Linked DNA regions of Homo sapiens: region 2 is linked to region 1. A link is a loop called in an ENCODE intact Hi-C map of the cell type or tissue named here. Cell type or tissue: heart left ventricle. All regions are shown on one strand. Links, peaks and the distances in the headings refer to the core of each region. The heading gives the core; the rest is flanking DNA.

Region 1 (5,367 bases), core at 134-5,133:
GGACGTCTCTTCCCCACAGGGTAGATACTCTATCCAAAGGCCCCACCCAAAGACTTGCCAGCTCCCTTCCTGGGTCTGGATGCTACTCCCTGCATGCCAGGCCCTGGCTAGAACACTGTTGTCAATGCTCAGAGTATTTAGAATCCTATGGCTCTGCTGCCAACAGATAGTCACCCACTCTGTGGCCTCTTGTCACTGAACCTGCCCCACACTGAGGCTGACCAAGCTTCCTGCCCTGGAATCAAGTCCTGGCTCCAGCCTCCCCAGGGGCTGGTTTCCTCCTTCCCCACCAACCCTGGGGGCCGAGGTAACAGCATGCCTTGTACGGAAGCCCACCTCAATTATGGTGTGATGGAGTCAGGCAACAGTTTTCCAGAGGACTAGGATGCTCTATGGAGGGCAGGGCCAGGCTAGGGCAATCCTGTGCCCCCTAGAAACTGGCCTCTGCATGCCTATGTACCAACTAGGGTGGGGTGCCCCTGAGGTGGAAAGAGCCTGATCGGGGGAGGAAGGCTGCAAGCTGCTGGGTGGGCCAGGTGGGTGTGGAGGAATTCTCTGTCCAGCTGCACATCTTTATTCATAATGCTTGATTGTTCCTGGCTAGGGAGCTGATCATGCTGCGTTGAGGGGGGAGCCCCGGGCAGGCGGGCAGGCGGTGGGCTCACTCTTCTCCCGTCTTCTGTAACTGCAGCGGGAGTGGGGGCGGCCACGAGCACTGGGCTGTCAGGCTGCTCACAGCTGGTCCCGATTTGCGGACAATGGGAACTCAGCTCACAGAGCATCCCATCGAGCCCCAGCTCAGTCTGGGACTGCTTGAAGGCTTGCACAGGAATGTGGGGTGGAAAGGCTCAGAGGGCGCGCTGCAGAAGAGGCTGCAAGAAATGGTCCTGCCAAAGTGGGGAGTGGAGAAGCATGGGGGAGGGCAGCGGGAGGAGGCCTGCCAGCTGACCTCACTGAGTGAGGTAGGGGCTCAGCAGCGACCTCCTCTCTGGCAGCCAGGAACACTTGCAGCCTCATCTCTGGGGGAGGGGATACTGGCTGACACCCATATGGGGGCAGGGACTCAGCTGAGGGCATGCAGAGTCCTCGGCAAATCTGGGACTGGCAGCCAGGCCTACCAACCCTGGCTCATGCCCTTTCTGCTCCTAGACCTGACTACTCCCTGTGCCGAAGCCCCAGTTTCTGATCTCAGTGCTTGGGCTGGTCTGAGCCCTTGTGACCCACTTTGAGCTCCTGTGATCCTGTCCCCAGTCTCCACCAGAGAGTGTAAGGAAGAATCCTGGGACGACATGGACCCCTGCTGTCCTGTCCCAGCTCTCTCTGAGAGGGGCCTCCCTCTACCCCTTCTGCCCTGCAGGCCTGAGGACACCTGGGCTGCTCTGAGGGATGTGGTTCCAAGCTGGGCCAGATAGAGTGGGGATGACATGGGGAAAAGGAGGTGGGAGGAGTAATAATAACAGCCCAACGTATTGAGCATCTACTGTGCACCAGGCACTCTATGAAGTAGCTATGGTCATTAACCCCATTTTATAGAAGAGGAAACTAAAGTTGCAAAAGGAGAGTTGGCTTGCTCAGGGTCTTATGGCCAGTGATTTGCAAAGCAGATATTTGAATCAAGGACTGCCTGACTCCTAGATGGGTGTTCTTGCCACCAAGATGAGTTTATGAATGCTTTGAGATGAGAGAGCTTTTGAAAGGCTCTGACCTCATGCCTCTGAACCCAAGCAAGAAAGACATAATTGAACTTTGATCTCTGAAAGACCTGTCAGAAGCTGGCAAAGTCCCTCTCTCTCTGGGGGGCATGAAGTGCTGTCATGCTTGGGGCAGGCAGGGAGAGTGGAGGTTCCTTCATCTCGCAGATGGGAAGGCCGAGACACAGCAAGTGAGGGCTGGAGTGGACATTCCAAACCGAGGTCTTCTTATCCACCCAGGGCCTGGCTGAAGTGGTGTGAAAGGCAAGCTTGGCACTGAGCTGAGCTCCTGCCTTGGGATATGTGAGTTACTAAGAAACCAAGAATTCTGAGAGAGAAAGAGAGCTAGAGTTAGTTCATTAGGGATACTTGGGACCTTTGTGGAGATGCAGAGGCCTCCCTGCCCTGGGCAGCTTTGTCTGTTGCCCAAGCAATAGTCCATTAAAGCTTCCTGGGCTGGTGGTGGCGGGGCACAGGCCAACAGTGGTGGGAGGGGAGGGAGCCCAGCAGGGCCTGAGCCCTGGTACAGCACCACCCCTGGCTCTGAGAAGGGCTCAGAGGCAGAAGCGCAGCCAGGCCTGACCCGGAGAGGGCACCGCCAGCTGGAGGCTTGCTGCTGGGCCGAGACACTCCCGAACAGATGAGCCTCTCTATGTCCGGACGCCTTCCTGCCAGCCTTGCTCAGTGGACCTAGGGATTCTCCTTTGACAAACGTGGAAACCGAGAGGCTGCAGAGCTACTGAAGAGCCGGGGCAGGATTTGAATCCTGGCTGTGCTTCGTCCTTAGCCCGGCAGCCCGGGGAACCGGAAGGAAGGCTCAGGGTTCTAAGCCCAAGTCGCCCCGGCCAGGCTGGCACAGGGCAGCCCGGGGAACCGGAAGGAAGGCTCAGGGTTCTAAGCCTAAGTCGCCCCGGCCAGGCTGGCACAGGGCAGGGCTGAGCGCGGGAAGTGCTGGCGCAGGCTGCCGGGAGGGAGAGCTGTGTGTGTTTCCGTGTCTTTTTGTGGGCGTGTGTATGCCTGCGCGTTTCTGTATGTGTCTCTCCCGGCGGCTGTTCTGCTTCCTCAGCAAGCCTTTCCCTCCCCCCTCCACTTCGTTTTTCTTTCTTCTTCTCCTTATTCCTCATTGTCGTCTTCTTTTTTTTAATGAGTCTTAATTAGCGTCGAGTTCCTCCTCCCGCTCCCTACCCGCCCCCCTCTCCGCCCCTGCCCTCCCTTCCCTCCTCTCCCTCCTCCCCGAGGTACAGGCCAAGCGATCTGACAAATGCACTTGAGAACAAAGCGCCAGGCTAATTCGGGGCCTGCTCAGGAAGCAGGAGCTGAGCTGAGATAATGGGTCTGAAATAGCCCAGCATGATTATGCTTCCTCAGCCTGTGGCCAGGCGGGTGCAGGCTCAGGCGGGCAGGCAGGCAGGCAGTCGGCGGGCGGGCGGACGGGCGGGCGCCGGACGCCACTCGCCCAGGGTGGTGAGGGCCATGCTTCTGCACCCACGCCGGCCCTCCTCTGGCCTTCGCAGGAGCTGCTATCCCTCAGAGAGTCCGGTAGTCCCCAGTGGGGATGGTCCAAGGGTCAGCCAGAATCACACACTCAACCACAGTTACCCGACAGGTTGATGGCAAAGCTGAGTCACGAATCCAAGCAGCCAGGCTCCCTGACTTCAGTTCTCCTTGCTCGGTCATGCTGTCCCCAGCCTAGCTCAGTGGGAGGGGAGTGGGACAGGTGATTCAGAGCAGGGCTTGGGCCTCCTTAGCTCAGGCTTCTCTAGGAAGACAGAGCCCCCCAGGATGGCCAGAGAAGGAGGGGTCACAGATTGCTCTGGTATGCCAAGCAAGACAGGATGTTGGCATGGTGCCCACCAGAGAGATGGGTCAGATGTAACTTGTATACTTTTTGCCTTGCCTTCCTGGAGCTTGTCCAGAGCCTGAGACCAGACTGAGAGAGGAACAGTAAGGACCCAGGACGAGCAGAAATCGCCCTCCATAGGGCACTGCACCCATCCCACCTCCCTGCCCCCGCTGCTCATGCCTTCATCCCTATCCCAGACATGGCCTGGGGCCCAGCAATGAGACTAGTCATGGACCTTTACTCCCTGACCCAACTGTCAAGTTCACTGGCCTCCCAGACCCCAGGAACGAGTGACCTGTATGTGAACATGTGTCCCTTTTGCTTCATTCATCCACCCAATATGCATTTCTTAAGACCCTCCCAGTTCCAGGCTCAGTGCCAGGCCCTGGGGACTCAGAGGCAAACCAGACATAGTCTCTGCTCTCAGGGGCCCTTAGTGTGGTGGGGGTGACAGAGCAACCGAGAGATATAGTGCAGTGTGATCTGTGTGGTGACAGTTGGAATTCAAGAAGCCATGGGAGCAGAGAGGATGCCAGGGCAGGGGGTCAGGAAAGGCTTCACAGAGGAGGTGACATTTGAACTAGGCTTAAAAGATAAATAGGGCTCTGCCAGGGTAAAGATGGAGAGGGCTAGAGATTTGCTTCCTTCAAGGCGCAAGGGAACTGGGATGTGAAAGTGCTAAACAAGGCCGGGTGCGGTGGCTCACACCTGTAATCCCAGCACTTTGGGAGGCTGAGGCGGGCGGATCACAAGGTCAGGAGATCGAGACCATCCTGGTTAACACGGTGAAACCCCGTCTCTACTAAAAATACAAAAAAATTAGCCTGGCGTGGTGGCGGGCACCTGTAGTCCCAGCTACTCGGGAGGCTGAGGCAGGAGAATGGCATGGACCTGGGAGGCAGAGCTTGCAGTGAGCCGAGATCATGCCACTGCACTCCAGCCTGGCAACAGAACGACACTCCATCTCAAAAAAAAAAAAAAAAAAAAAAAAAAAAGGTGCTAAACAAATGTGTGCTGGTATTCTAAGGATTATTTACAACTTGAGATCCTGGGGCTGGAAAAAGGCAGAGGAACAGGAAGTGCTGGGCCGGGCAAATGGTCTGGGCTTGCACGCAGACCCGATTCTCTACTGCCCATGGCCTCCACACATAGTAATGATCGGACCTAAGACAAGACCGCCAGCCCTCTCCTTAGACCTGTAATGCTGACCTTTCTATTCCTTGATCAATCCTCAGTCCTGACCACACTGATGTAACCCAAATATCAGCCCTGGACTCCTGTTCTCCAGAGGTCTTCTGCCTTTGGTTTTCATTGTGAACTTTATTTCTGACTCCATTGCTCCAGCCCCCGCTCAGAATCCCAGACAGGTATGGCCCTCGCCATCTGCCTCTTTGCTTCGGACGCAGACTGCCACAGCACAGTTCACCTTCTATTGGTGCTTTTCCACCTACTGAGCTGTTCCAGGGCTTAGTATAACTTTCCTAGCTTTTCTTGCAGCAGGGTCTCTACAGGAGCCCAGTCCAGGCTTTCTGAGCATGCTTTCGAAGGCTCAGGCTGTCTCCCAGGGCCATCACATACAGTGCTACAGGTTGTGAACTGCATGAGGGTGTCTGGCCAAGGGTGTGAGTGGGAGCTGAAACTCAAGCCTGCATTATACTTATCAGTTTTGTGCACACTGGTGCAGGCTACATCTGTCTACAGAGGATACTCTTTTCTAATTAGCACAAAGGTGCTGAACGGGTGGGAGGGGCCCTGGCTCCCTTCCCTGCTGCTCCCATCCCCACCAGCACCCTGGAGGAAAAGGCTTGGAGATGAGAACTCTGGAAGGCCCTC
Region 2 (5,367 bases), core at 220-5,219, 130 kb after region 1:
ACCAAATGGTCCCTGCCTGGGGACACCCTGGCCTATTTTCTTAGCTCCTTAGCAGTAAGCCAACCGCCTAGGCCCTTTTTCTACCTAGAGAGATTTCCCTTAGATTTCCTGGTGCTTATGCATGTTCTACCCTCTCTGCCCAAGTTCCTTAGAGGCATACAACAGGCACTCAAAGGAAGCTCCTTGATGGCGTAAGAGACAGAAATTGATAAGGCCAAGTATTGCCTGATCCCCAGCCCTTGAATGCTGACAGTGAAAGTTTTCCAAAGGGCCAAGAGCTGACCATATCCCTTGGCCTTGGCACATATGCCATCCCTGAGGGTGGTAGTGGTTAGGCCTCATTTGGAGGATGATGGTGGATGAGGGGGCACAGGGATGGGACAAGCCACAGAACAACTTGCCATCTTCTAGTGAACAGCAGGAGCAGAGACAAAGCCTCCTCCAACTCTGACACTTTGTTTCCAGGCCACCAACCCTATCTCAAGGTTAGCTCATAGTTAGAGGCAGCCACAAGCCCAGCCAATCATCCTGCTTTGAAGAACCATCTACAATTTTTTGAAGAGATAATAATGTGGCCTTTGTCTTTCTCCTCCTCTCATTCTCACTTTCCCTGTCCTCTAGTCCTTTATGTGGTCATTTTCTGGCCCTTCTCCAAAAAGGAAAAAAAAGGGCACCACCAAGCTAGGCTGAAGAGATGATTGAGGCAGACCTGTTCCTCTTGTGAGCTGGCTGCTCCATGGGGCCTGGTAGTGAGGCCAAGACAGCAGATGGGAGTCCCTCTGCCTCCTCCTTCCTCGAGGAAAGGTTTACAAAGCTTACTCCCTCCCAAGTGTCTTGGGTGTACCCACTGCAGGAGCTAATGAAAGTGGATGTGATCCCATCCACCACCTGGATACCGGTACAGGCCCTAAGTGGGCAGACACACACCATGCTGGTAAGGGTGCCATTTGTCCAAAGCAGGCAGATGGATTCAGCAGCTGCCTAGGTCACCTGCCAGGTCTGGACTGGGCCAGGGGCTTTTGGCACCAGCTTCAACAACTTGGACCCTTTCTCAGGACTCTGAGCCAAGGAAAGTTCTCCAGAAACTGAGAAGCCCATCCCATCCTCTTCCCCAAGCTTGACACTAGGAGAAAACTTTCAGTCAAATATTTCTGTCATGACAAAGACCTCCAAAGGTCATCTTATCCATCCCCCAGGCTCCAGACTAGAAAATTTTTCTTTCAACCTGGTTAGTCAACCCTTTCCTGCCATGCTTATGCATTCTGGTCTCAAAGAAGGCACCGTGAGTCCCTGTGCTCCAGTGGTATTTGTTTTGGATGCTGGGAGCCATGTATGCCGGCTTCTAAGAGCGGAATGGGGATCCTCCGGGGAAGGTGAGAATGGAGTCACGTGGCAGAGCCAGCAGGGCAGGGGGCACCCGGGGGCCCAGTGCCTCTCTCCTGCTAAGGATTGACTGCCTCTGCCTTTCTGGCCGCCTGCCTGCATCTCAGTTTCTAAGCAGAGCCTGGAGCCTGGCCTAGGGAGCAATGCGAGTCCCAGCCCAAGGCCTTCTGAGAGCAGCAGAGCGGAGCAGCCCCAATCAGCCTTTGGCTGCCTTGCTTCCTGCAGGTGGAAAAATCATCCTATTTATCCCCAAATGGATTTGTCGACTTGAACAACAAACAGACACAGAAACACACATGGAGTCATAGACATATGTGCAAAAATGGATCCAGAGATGCACATACAGTCTTTATGTCTGCCTCTCTCTCTCTGCCTCTGCCTCTCTGTCTCTATGACTTTGTCTCTGTGTCTCTGCCTTTGTCTGTCTCTGTCTCTCTTTCTTTCCCTCTCCCTCTTTCAACTCTTTCTCTCACTCACCCTTTCCCAAGGCCCCTCCTGCCTGCATTACAGCATTTATCAAAGTGGCCTGACCTCATGTTGTAAAAATATACAGCATGGAACAAAATCCACCTTAAACTCTCTTCTAAATATATTAAAATAATAGGAATTCTCATCTGCCTGATTGAATTTGCTGCTTGATATTAGAAGCATGCCAGGCCCTTCCGGGCCCAGTCAGGGGCAGGGAGGGGCTGGGATTCCCTGCCTGACTCCTCTCTCTTGGCCAACAGCTCTGCTCCTTTGGGTGGGCGGGGCCAGAGTGAAGGAGTTGGAGCTGTGTTCTGGCCAAGAGACCTTGGGCGGCCACCTCAGCCAACAGCCAGCAGCTAGCACAATCCACTGAGCACGTGCAGACAAACACTGTGATTTCTCTGGCCCACACAGCACCCCATCTTGGTCTGGAAGCTGGGAGCCCCTGCCCCTGCTCCCATCTGCACCAGTGCTCACAAGCCGTCCTGGAGGGACTCCCGGGTTTCGCTAACGGCCACATCTGTGGCCCATGGGACCAGAAGCTTCTTGAAGGCAGGGACCATATGTTGCTCTTTTCTGTATCACCAGGATCTAAAATGTCCTGGTACAAATAAAAGCTTAGGGGAAACATTTGTTGAATAAGCAGATTAATTCATTTATTCATTCAACTTATATTTATTGAATACTTAGTAAGGGCCCAGTGCTGATCTAAGCACTGGGAACACAGCAAAAAAAACAAATAGATGTCAAATCCTGCCTTCATGCAGCTTTTATTCTAATGAATAAATAAACTGGCCCACTCAGCCCACAAGAAAAGATAACCACCACCCTGGGTCATGCTTCCCCTCCAGGTCTCTTGCTCCTTCATGGAGCAAACCATCCAACGTGCAAAATCTTATACTCTGCTTTTCAGAGGTACAGCAGATGCCTCATCATGGCTTGCTCAGGACTTGGATACCAGCCTACTGGCAATTTAGGGCAACACTGTGCAGGCAGAGGAAAGGATGGGGCAGGGGCCTGGCATGAGACTCCCATACTTGCTTAGGATGGGGGCTGGGGAGTAGGTCTGACTAGCGGTGAAGGGGGCTCCCTGGTGGACAAAGTTTGGTGCCAAAGGGCAGGGGCACAGTCAACAGTGGGCCTTGAGGTTCCAAGAGGAAGTAGTCACAGGATATTAATCAGATGGGGCAATGCTGCTGCAGGGAGTCAGCTACAGTTGGATTTAGCGTCTGGAAGAAGAGCAAGTGTCATGTAGAGAAGGGCCCCAGGGTGGAATGCGGAGAAATGAAAGGTTGGTACAAGTAATGTTGTGCTGGTAAATATTTAACAGCTTGCTCACGGGGAGGGGAAAAAAATCTCTGATTTGTAGTGTTGCCAATTGCCATGGTATAAATACTCCCACAGTGGCTGAATTCAAGCTATGAATATGACATCACTGGATACAGCTTTGTAAAGAGATATGCACATGCAGTTCTCATGAGCCAATGTGAGCCTTGGCCTGGGCTGGGGGTCAGAATCAGAAATTTATTTATTGGAGGGGGACTGGCCAGTAGATGGAGGATGAGTGGTGACTGAGGTTGCTTGTGTCATACGGCCTCTGCCTGCACTGGCTTGGAGATCTGTAGGCTGATTTGACACCTGCAGAGGAAGGAGAATACGAGTGGTTTTGTGTGTGTGTGTGTGTGTGTGTGTGTGTGTGTGTGTGTGTTTGTGTAAGTGACTGGGGGTCATGGAGAAATACTGATAATTTTGATCCTTAAAATGATAGCCAGTCGGGTTCAGTGGCTCACACCTGTATTCCCAGAGCTTTGGGAGGCCAAGGCAGGTGAACCATTTAAGCCCAGGAGTTCAAGACCAGCCTAAGCAACATAGCAAGACACTGTCTCTACAAAAAAATAAAAAAATTAGCCAGATGTGGTGGCATATGCCTGTGGTCCCAGCTATGTGGGAAGATAGCTTGAGCTAAGAAGGTGGAGGCTGCAGTGAGCTGTGTTTGCACCACTTCACTCTAGCCTGGGCAACACAGTGAAACGCCATCTCATTAAAAAAAAAAAAAAAAAAGATAACCCCACTTCTATGTAGTGCTTTTCTGTGCCAGGCCCTGTGTAAGCATTTTGCATGTATTCATTTACTTGACCTCAAAACCACCCTGTGAGGTAGGTTGCTATTATTATCTCAGTTTTACAGATGGGGAAAATGAGGCACAGACAGATTAAGTAACTATCACATGTCACATAGCAGTCTGGCTCCAGTCTGCTTTCAGTCGCTATGTTGCACTGCCTCTTGTCTTACTTCCCTAATGGAATCTTCTTGAAGTAGACCTCTTGCCTGGGCCCGTAGTACCCAACAGGGCTCTCTGGCCTGGCCTGCTGCTCCTAAAATGCTTCCTTCCACCCATTTCTCTAGAACGTTCCTGCCAGCTGGGGCAGCTGCATGTGACCTCTCTGGGCCTGACGCCACCCACACCCCAGCAGACTCAGCTCTCAGCTTTATTCTTTGTGACAGTGAGACCTGGGACGATGATATGTGTGTGTCGAGGTGAGGGGTGGCTAAGCATGGGTGGCCTTTTGGAAGAGGGAGGCAACTCTGTCTGGGAGGAGGAACAGGAAAAGGAAAGAAAATGAGCATGAAACCAGTGGAGGAGGGGTGGAAGCTCCAGTCTTGCGCTTGGCCCACGCTGCTCTCAGCATTGCTGTGACCTGTACACACACTCAGGGCAACGTGAGGTGGGACTCGCTGAAATGTAAACAGGATGAGAAGATATGGGCTTCTGCAGGAGGCTTGTGGAATTGACTCATCATTTATAGCATGTGTGTATGTGTGTGTACATGCACAGGCCTGCTTACACACCCATATTCAAAAGAGAGACTGTAGCTGAGTGTGATCAGCCAGGTACATTTGTGGGATGCTGTGACTGTGTATGTCAGAAACATTGACGTCCTTGACTCCTGGAATTTCCCTGGACCTCTGGAAAAACCCAGGGGAGGTTTGGCAAGAGCTCCAGAGAATGTCTGAGAGGGTGCCGAGAGGGCCAGACTGGCTCTAGGAGGGGCTTTCCTCTGTGCTGAGATTACCAGCCCTCCTCCTACCCCTATGAGACAGCAGTCCTCAGCCTCCAGCACATGCCTGGAGAGTGGTGAGGCATTTCCTCTGAGCCTTACTCCGCAAAGGGAAGAGACAAGACGTCTGAGGAAAAGCTTGTGAGGAAACACCTGGGGTGAGCACCTGGACTGGCCTGGACTTGGCTGTCCCCGTTGTTGCCTAGAGCCTCAGGAACAATCCCAACGTCCCAGCTCTCTCCCAACCATGTGGTGTAGAGGAAGGAGAAAGGCCTTTGCAGTCCATCGGGATCTGGATTTTAACCCTTCCTCCATCACGTACCTGTCTTGGGACCTTGAGCCACCTCCCTCACAAGACTGAGCCTCTGTCTCCTCATCTATAAAGAGGCGTTATCTGTGTCCATAGAGAGCTTTCTAGGCATGAGGACAAGAGATGTTGGGTTAATCTGAAACAGTG

The links. Peaks named below come from ENCODE experiments on the same cell type or tissue, not always from the same donor. Only the 100,000 strongest peaks of a DNase experiment are listed, where the experiment ranks them.
Region 2: a loop joins it to region 1, with 6 times the contacts of the local background. A loop is called at or near these places in 5 of 110 quality-filtered maps.

Annotation. Positions count from the first base shown.
Region 1 is chrX:68,892,129-68,897,495 of GRCh38, forward strand. No RefSeq gene overlaps it. Among named protein-coding and RNA genes, the nearest start is that of EFNB1, 66 kb to the left of the region's middle. RefSeq lists enhancers at 2,670-3,183, 3,184-3,695. In heart left ventricle, for the core only: no CTCF peak of the experiment used is centred there; DNase peaks (open chromatin) are centred at 2,543, 3,043 and 3,505; H3K4me3 peaks cover 1,265 bases; H3K27ac peaks cover 2,985 bases.
Region 2 is chrX:69,023,001-69,028,367 of GRCh38, forward strand. No RefSeq gene overlaps it. Among named protein-coding and RNA genes, the nearest start is that of PJA1, 140 kb to the right of the region's middle. RefSeq lists an enhancer at 5,340-5,367. In heart left ventricle, for the core only: no CTCF peak of the experiment used is centred there; a DNase peak (open chromatin) is centred at 2,131; H3K27ac peaks cover 952 bases.